Regions from separate parts of the Homo sapiens genome. Here region 1 is linked to region 2. Evidence: read pairs that join two places in POLR2A ChIA-PET (ENCODE). Cell type or tissue: PC-3. All regions are shown on one strand. Links, peaks and the distances in the headings refer to the core of each region. The heading gives the core; the rest is flanking DNA.

Region 1 (4,384 bases), core at 175-4,174, 78 kb before region 2:
GCAATCATAGCTCACTGCAGGCTCGAACTCCTGGGCTCAAGTGATCCTCCCACCTCAGCCTCCCAAGTAGCTGAGACTGCAGGTGAGAGCCACCATACCTTCCTTGTAGAGACAGGGGACTCACTAAATTGTGCAGGCTGGTCTCAAACTCCGGTCCTCAAGTCATCCTCCTATCTCAGCCTCCCAAAATGTTGGAATTACAGGTGTAAGCTACCTTGCCTGGCTCCTGCCTTTTAAAAAAAAAAAAAAAAAAAAAAAAAAAAAAAAAAAAAAGATATACACCATGGAGGCTGAAGGAAACTGGGGAAGGTACCGTCTGTTTCCTGCTGTGCCCATTAGTTCCATCAGAGATAAATAAATGCAGTTTTACTTATGTTTTAAAATGTGGGCCAGGAGTGATGGCTCACACCTGTAATCCCAGCACTCTGAGAGGCCGAGGCCAGTGGATCACCTGAGGTCAGGAGTTCGAGACCAGCCTGGCCAACATGGTGAAACCCCGTCTCTACTAAAAATACAAAAATTAGCTGGGCGCAGTGGTGGGCACCTGTAATCCAGCTACTCAGGGGACTGAGGCAGGAGAATCACTTGAACCTGGGAGGTGGAGGTTGCAGTAAGCTGAGATCACGCCACTGCACTCCAGCCTAGGCGACAGAGTAAGATCCTGTCTCAAAAATAAATAGGCCAGGCGCGATGGCTCACACTTGTAATTCCAGCACTTTGGGAGACCGAGGCGGGCAGATCACGAGGTCAGGAGATCGAGATCATCCTGGCTAACATGGTGAAACCCCGTCTCTACTAAAAATACAAAAAATTAGCTGGGCATGGTGGCACCCACCTGTAGTCCCAGCTACTCAGGAGGCTGAGGCAGGAGAATCGCTTGAACCCGGGAGGCAGAGGTTGCAGTGAGCCAAGATCACGCCACTGCGCTCCAGCCTGGACGACAGAATGAGACTCCATCTCAAAAATACAAATAAATAAAAATAAATAAATAAATAATAAATAAAATGTGCACCAATTTAAAGAAACATGTTAAGTAAATAATGTTCATTTGGTACGTGGATATGGCAAAAGTGATGGTTGTATCTGAAGTACTGAAGTCTACGCTACCCTGGCCTATCTCTTGTCATGTGCATATGCTTTATGTGTGTGTCATATATAACATATATAATATGAAATACAAATATATTTTAATATATACCCTCCATGTTAAAACTTGGGAATTATGAAGAAAGTATCACAGTCTTTGGATTTCTTTTCTTTTCTGTTTTGTTTTGTTTTGTTTTGTTTTTTGAGACAGGGTTCCACTCTGTCACTCAGGCTGGAGTGCAGCGGCACGATCTCAGCCCACAGCAACCTCCGCCTCCCAGGTTCAAGCGATCCTCCCACCTCAGAGTTCCGAGTAACTGGGACTATAGGTGCCCACCACCATGCATGGCTAATTTTTGTTTTTTGGTTTTTTTTGTAGAGACAGGATTTCGCCATGTTGACCAGGTTGGTCTCAAACTCCTGACCTCAAGTGATCTGCCCACCTTGGCCTCCCAAAGTGCTGGAATTACAGGCATGGGCTACTGCTCCTGGCCGGATTTCTTTTTCTTTTCCAAAAATGGCATTTAGAACCATAACCTTTTTTCCCCTCATGTCAGATGGGTAATGTGCCTGTGCTGTAACAAGGTTGGAGAGAGGCATGTCTCACACATAAGCATGAAAACCGAACCACCATACTTATGAACCACAAAAGGGTGGGCAGCTACCATCTTTATGAAACAGTGTATTGAGGAGAAGTCAAAAGGAGAATTAGGCTATGAATTTATACATCACACACCAACTTCAGAGAATGGGCTTTTGTGGCCATGGCTGTGTTTTGAGCACCACCTGGTTAGCAAGCTGGAACTCAAACCAGTTCTCTGAACTCCAGTGTTAGAGTAGCTTACACGATGCTATGTACTGAGAAAACCATACGGGATGAGAAAAACATATGGTAATGGTAACAGAAATTGATTCATTCCACTGTTCACACAATGCAAACATGCCAAAGGAAGGACTCAGCCTGAACATATTTCCATTATGATGTAATTCTACAACTACAATCTAGTGTCTACACTTTACTTTTCTTTTTATTTTATTTTATTTTATTTTATTTTATTTTATTTTATTTTATTTTATTTTATTTTATTTTATTTTTGCGACGGAGTTTCGCTCTTGTTGCCCAGGCTGGAGTGCAATGGCACGATCTCAGCTCACTGCAACTTCTGCCTCCTGGGTTCAAGCAATTCTGAGGGATGCCTCAGCCTTCTGAGTAGCTGGGATTACAGGCACGCGCCACCACGCCCAGCTAATTTTGTATTTTAGTAGAGACGGGGTTTCCCCATGTTGGTCAGACTGGTCTCGAACTCCTGACCTCAGGTGATCTGCCTGCCCTGGCCTCCCAAAGTGCTGGATTACAGGCATGAGCCACCGCGCCCGGCCAGTGTCTACACTATTACAGGTGAGTGACAAAAATGAATATTATGGAACATTTCAATTCAGAATGTTGCCCTGTAGTGTTAAAAACGGAGTAGGGGGAGATATGTGTATTTACCGGTGAGGGTGAGATATTTATTTTATAGTGTTTAAAATGAAGCAATCCAGCCAGGGGCAGTGGCTCACACCTGTAATCCTAGCACTTTGGGAGGCCAAGGCAAGAGGATGGCTCGAGCCCAGGAGCTCGAGACCAGCCTGGCCAACATGGTGAAACCCCGTCTCGACAAAAAATACAAAAATCAGCCAGGCATGGTGGGGTGCACCTGTAGTCCTACTTGAGAGGCTGGGGCAGGAGAATTGCTTGAGCCCAGGAGGTTGAGGCTGCAGTGAGCCATGATCGCGTTACTACACTCCAGCCTAGGAGATAGAGAGCCTGTCTCAAAAAAAAGTTATTTATGACCACCACGGTGGCTCACACCTGTAATTCCAGCACTTTGGGAGGTCGAGGCAGGTGGATCACTTGAGCTCAGGTGTTCGAGACCAGCCTGGCCAGCATAGTGAAACCTTGTGTCTACTAAAAATACAAAAATTAGCCAGGCGATGTGGATTACAGCCAGGCGTCTGTAATCCCAGCTACTCGGGAGGCTAAGGCAAGAGAATCACTTGAACCCAGGAGGTGGAGGTTGCAATGAGCTGAGATCACGCCACGGCACTCCAGTCTGGACGACAGAGCAAGACTCCATCTCAAAAATAAAAAAAAGAGAGGGTCCCAATCCTGTTGTGTTGCCAGTGTCCACATTCCAGCTTTTTGCTAATCAACAAAGCCATTCTTTTTTTTTTTTTTTTTTGAGACATAATCTCACTCTGTCACCCAGGCTGGAGTGCAGGGCTTGAGGGTTCCAGCAAACACCTCTGCCATCTGTCTGCCTGCTTTTTCTGTCACTTTTGAAATTCTGGTATCATGCCCATGGTCAAAGCAACTAACTTCTGTGGCTACTAGAACTTTCTTCTTCCTTTTTTTTTGAGACGGTGTCTTGCTCTGTCGCCCAGACTGGAGTGCAATGGCGCGGATCTCTGCTCGCTGCAACCTCCGCCTCCTGGGTTCAAGCGATTCTCCTGCCTCAGTCTCCCAAGTAGCTGGGACTACAGGCACGTGCCACCATCCCTGGCTAATGTTTTGTATTTTTAGTAGAAACAGGGTTTCACCATGTTGGCCAGGCTGGTCTCGAACTCCTGACCTCAGGTGGTCTGCCTGCCTCGGCCTCCCAAAATGCTGGGATTATAGGCGTGAGCAACTGTGCCCTGCCTTCTTCCTGCTTTTCTCACTCTGCATTTCCTGCTGCTGTCGATGAAACTCAGCTTCTTATTCCCAGGCACTCTCAGAGTGAGGATCCATAGGAGGCTTTGATTCTCAGGACAGATAACCCCATCTTTCCTTTGGTTCTGACCTATTTTTCTGTGTCCTTGTTACTGTGGTCATACCCAGAGAAGTAACATTTTGTCTTGCATTTGCAAAAATCTCCACCTTTCCCCACAAAGGGATTTCAGCACAGTGGCTATTTTAACAGATACCATGCAGCACGTACCACACATTCCCTTCCTGAGTCCTCGAAAGTAATTTTCAGCTTTTGATTGGTTATATTTTTCTTCCCAGCTACATTTTTGGGAAGTCCAGCAGAATAACTTGCTACTCTTTTAAAGGTTCTAATGATAAAATGAAACAAAACATCCCCTTTATATCATCACCCACAAAGCCCTAATGCGTGCAACAAAGATTGTGAAATGGCCAGAGAACAGTTTGTGAGACAGAAAGGATGGCTTTGATGGCCAGGCATGATGGCTCATGCCTATAATCCCAGCACTTTGGGAGATCGAGGTGGGTGGATCACAAGGTCAGGAGTTCAAGACCTGCCTGGCCAACATG
Region 2 (4,384 bases), core at 73-4,072:
GTGAGGACCTCTTTGTCCTCAGGGAGACACTCAAGGGCATCAAAGTATAGCCACTGCATGATGGGCATGAACTTCCCGGAGCAGGCCTGGAGAGGGGAAGGGAGAGAGGGGGTGGTCAGTGGTTAACAGGGGCCTGACACAGACAGAGAGCAAGTGACAGAGTCATGGAGGAACCTGGCCCACCCCAATCCTGCCTCTCCCCACCCGTGCTGACCTTCATGACTTCCTGGGCAGCCAGGCCCCCAATGAAGGCGTTTATGGGTGCCAGATCCCCAGCAGCCACATATGCCAGCTTCCGGATGAGGTCCTCGTCCAGGTTATTTTGCTGCACTGCTGGCAGGGCTCGAGCATTCACAGCCTGTGCTAAGGCTACCAGTTCTGCTGCATCCTCCTGGTGGGCCAGAAAGAACCAAGAGAGGATATGTCAGGCCACAGTGAGGGCAGGGAGTGTGGACACGCAGAGAGGCATGGTGAGCCTGCAGTGCCAGGCATGTCTGCGCTGGCTGGCTCGCCCACTCACCCACCTCATTGCGGGGCCGAGGTGGCCGGCCATGCTGAGCACAGAACTGGTGCAGGGCCTGGAAGCCAATGTGCAGCTGGGCAGGGCGAGAAAACTTGGCGAAGTCCGTCACCACAAAGTCAGGTTCTGCCAGTGAGGCCACCAAGGATTTCTGTGGCGGGGGGAGAGGTCATCAGAACCAGAAGAGAGGAATGGAGAACTAGGGAATGCCTAGAACCACCCCCCACAGCCCACTGATCCCATCGACACACTCACAAAGCTAATCTTCTTAGGTACTTTGACCTGACTGACGATGCCTCCACGGATGTAGTCGGAGAAGTTGGAGGTGTCACAGATGCTAAAGGTATAAGGACCTACAGAGGGCAGGAAGAGAGCTGTCAGTCTACCCATTCTCCCTAAAATCCACAACCCCTGCAAGATAAGGAACCTCCTGCCCCGACTCAGCTCAGACATCAGAAGCTGTCTTCCCTCAGCTCCAGGCTCCACTTGGACATCAGAAACCATCTCTCCTGTGCCCCAGACTCAGCTCAGACCCCGTGAGACCCTGTGTCCCTGGCTCCAAGTCTACACGGGAAGACCTTCTCTGCTTCCCATCCAAATCAGCTCACACACAAGTAGATCCGCTGATCTGCCCTGTTCAAACACCAGAGACTTTTTCCCCACTCAGCTCAGATACCAGGGACACATTCTCCCAGGAATAGCTCAAACACAGTACCTCTCCCCCATGCCCACCAGCTCTTATTGGACCCCACAGGATTGTCTGTAGTTCATCTCAAACACCAGGATGTGTCTTCCCAACTCTGAACCAAGGGCCATGTCTTCTCCCTTCAACTCCCCGGCCAGAACCCAGGAACATATCTTCTAGTTCCCCTCTGCTTCCCCCATGGTCGCAGCTCACCCAGGACTTTGATCTCCATGGGCTGATTTCCGTTGAGTTCAACCATGCCCTGTACTTCTGAAAAGGAGACAAAGTCCCCGCTCTCAAACCCGTGTCGGGCCTCATCCAGGCAGGTAACCACACCGGGGTTGTCCTGGTTAAAGGAAGAGTGAGTCTCAGAAACAGGCCCAGGGTACCAAGAGCAGACAGGAAGGACTACTGCAGCCCACCTGCCTGCCAGGAACCCTAGGGCTGGTCTCCTTACCTTGGTAACCATAGAAACCATAGCACTGAGTGGCTGCTCCCCATTGGAATCTGTGAGGATCATTTCCTCTCCAAAGTCACAGAAGAGCTGCCTGTAGAGGGAAGCAATAGGGCTGGTGCCTGTGTCCCATGCACATACAGGTCCCACGGGTCCCTCAAGATGTAGTGAAAACTTGCTGAGCAAACTCAGCCTATCACTGCTGGGATGTAAGATGGTACTTGTGCCACATGGGGAGAGATGAAAACACAGAACCCAAAACCTGGGTAGCTGAGAAGGGATGAGGGCAGGGAGAGCCTAGAGTCTTGGCCTGGGCTTGGTAGGAGTTGGGGGAAAAGGGGACAGGGAGGGAGGTGGGCTGCCACTCACCCAAACAGGCCCCGCGTGTCTGCCACCACCAGCTTGATGCCACGGTTGTGACAGAACTCACCCACTCGCAGCTGGTCCTCCAGGGGGGTGTTGGTGAGCACCACCACCTGTGGAGAGATGGAGGCTCAGGCCCAGCATTGGGGTGAAGGGGAAAAAATGGAGGGCTGGTGTGGAGGACTCAGGCAGTCCTCAAGGCAAACACATCCAGGCTTTGCTGGGTCAGCCTCTTTCACAAACACATAGCACCTACTGTGTATCAGACTCTGTGGGGGTCGAAAATGAACCCCTGGACTATACCAGGAAAGGTGAAGAGGTAGCTGGGAGGAGGGAGTTTGGAGAAGAGCTGACTCATTTATTTGACAAACACCCGCTGCTGTCTGTCTGCCATGCCCTGTGAGACACTGGAGTAAAACTCTGTCTCCAGCCAAAGTCTGAGCTCACTCCTACCACACCCACCTGCTTCCAATTCTCAAGACGACGCCTGCTCCGCCATGATCTTTGGGATTTTGCTCTCTGCCTGAATGTCCATCCTTCCCCACCAGGGTGAGCTCCTACTCCTCCATCAGGATTTAGCTGCAGTGCCCTGGCAACCTGGGATACTCCAGGGACAACTCTCAGCTTCCAGAGCACCTCTTTCCGGCCTGGACTTTTTAATTAACAAACACCCATCCAGTCCTTATATGCCAGCTGCAATTCCACGTGTTTAACCCTCACAAAAAGTCCATGAAGTCAGTGCTGCTACCACGCACTGACTACAAACAGGAAAACAAAGGTACAGGAGATGAAACAACCTGCTTGAAGTCACACTACCAAGGCTGGAGGCCTGCAGCAAGGCAGTATGGCTCTACAGTCTGTGCCCACAACCACTATGCTGTACTGTCTGTACACATCTTCCCCACTTGAAAAGGCGGGGCCAGGCCGGGTGCGGTGGCTCACACCTGTAATCCCAGCACTTTGGGAGGCGGAGGCGGGCGGATCACAAGGTCAGGAGATCGAGACCACCCTGGCTAACACAGTGAAACCCCGTCTCTACTAAAAATACAAAAAAAAATTAGCCGGGCGTGGTGGCAGGCGCCTGTAGTCCCAGCTACTCGGGAGGCTGAGGCAGGAGAATGGCGTGAACCCAGGAGGTGTAGCTTGCAGTGAGCCGAGATCGCGCCACTGCACTCTAGCTTGGGCGACAGAGCAAGACTCCGTCTCAAAAAAAAAAAAAGAAGAAAAGAAAAGGCAGGGCCAGGGGCTAACTGCTGCCTGCATACTCTAGTCCCCCAGCACAAAACCTGACATTCAGGCCGACCCATTAAATCAATATTGAACACTACTGAATAAACCAGAGATGGGCTCTGAGAAAACTGGGCAGAAGGCTGGGTAGTACCCCCAAGATACCTGGAAACCACTAAGGAAGTCCTCAACGAGGGGTCCAGTGTAGGCAGTGACAGGCACATAGCTGTTGAGCTCAGCGAGGCGGGGCTGTGATACCTCGGCCCGGTTTTTACCGATGTCCTCCTCCCGCAGGTAGAACTGTAAGGGTGTGCAGTAGGGAAAAAGATGAAATGGCTGTGGCACCGGGAACAGTGGTGCCTCGGGAAGGGGGAAAGGGGGAAGGGTGCTAGGAAGAGGTACCTGGGAGGAAAGATCAGCCCACTGGGCAGTGCCCTGGTCATGTAGGGTAACAGCCTTGACCCCACCAAGGATGATGTTCTTAGCGATCTCCACGCCCAGGCCCCGCAGGCCTGATACCAGGACACTGGATGTCTGGAGCCGCTTCATTGCCTCATGGCCCAACACATACCTGCCAGGTTAGGGGGTACTCTAGGTCAGGGCCTGCCCCACCCAACCTTATCCTCTCAATGTCCCATTCCACACCCCTCAGCCCGGCCTTGGCCCCACTTACAGCTGCCGGGAGTAAAGGCCCTCGTCTATGTCTGCTTCACTGCCGTTCTTGGCCATTCCCTAGGAATAGAGGAAAAGAACAAGTTTAGGGAGACACACAGGAGTGGAGCATGGATAGACAGACAGTGATACAAAAGACTTTCCCACCCACCACCTCGTCTGCCAGTCTCCACGGAGAGGACACTCACGTTGGTTGGCACCGAGGGCACTTCGGACAACACGGACTGGGCAGGGGAGCAGTTAGAACCCGGCTTTGGATCAGGCCCGGACACGCGACGTTTCTTGGACAGCGGCGAGCTGGACATCTGGAGGAAAAAAAGGTCAGAGGTGACCCTGGAGCACATGGGTACCGTTTTTCTGTTTGTTAGTAGCAACTGTGGGGGAAGGGAAGACTTAAGTATTAGTACCCCCATTTTACAGCAAAGAGGGGACAGGCACAGAAAGGTGAGGACTTGCCCAGGGT

The links. Peaks named below come from ENCODE experiments on the same cell type or tissue, not always from the same donor. Only the 100,000 strongest peaks of a DNase experiment are listed, where the experiment ranks them.
Region 1: POLR2A ChIA-PET joins it to region 2 with 5 read pairs; 8 of 35 experiments call an interaction of 5 or more read pairs at or near these places.

What each region holds. Positions count from the first base shown.
Region 1 is chrX:47,276,484-47,280,867 of GRCh38, reverse strand. It overlaps LOC124905277 (small nucleolar RNA U13), which reads right to left and starts at 1,741; the gene lies at 1,638-1,741. It also overlaps the pseudogene RN7SL785P. In PC-3, for the core only: no CTCF peak of the experiment used is centred there; a DNase peak (open chromatin) is centred at 1,977; H3K27ac peaks cover 430 bases.
Region 2 is chrX:47,198,645-47,203,028 of GRCh38, reverse strand. It overlaps UBA1 (ubiquitin like modifier activating enzyme 1), which reads right to left. Exons shown (of 26, transcript NM_003334.4): 2 at 4,110-4,226; 3 at 3,923-3,981; 4 at 3,652-3,820; 5 at 3,415-3,549; 6 at 2,029-2,135; 7 at 1,663-1,753; 8 at 1,419-1,551; 9 at 776-873; 10 at 525-671; 11 at 215-391; 12 at 1-86. The coding sequence starts at 4,226. Among named protein-coding and RNA genes, the nearest start is that of INE1, 4.0 kb to the left of the region's middle. RefSeq lists an enhancer at 3,636-4,384. In PC-3, for the core only: a CTCF peak has its summit at 2,578; a DNase peak (open chromatin) is centred at 2,478; H3K27ac peaks cover 980 bases.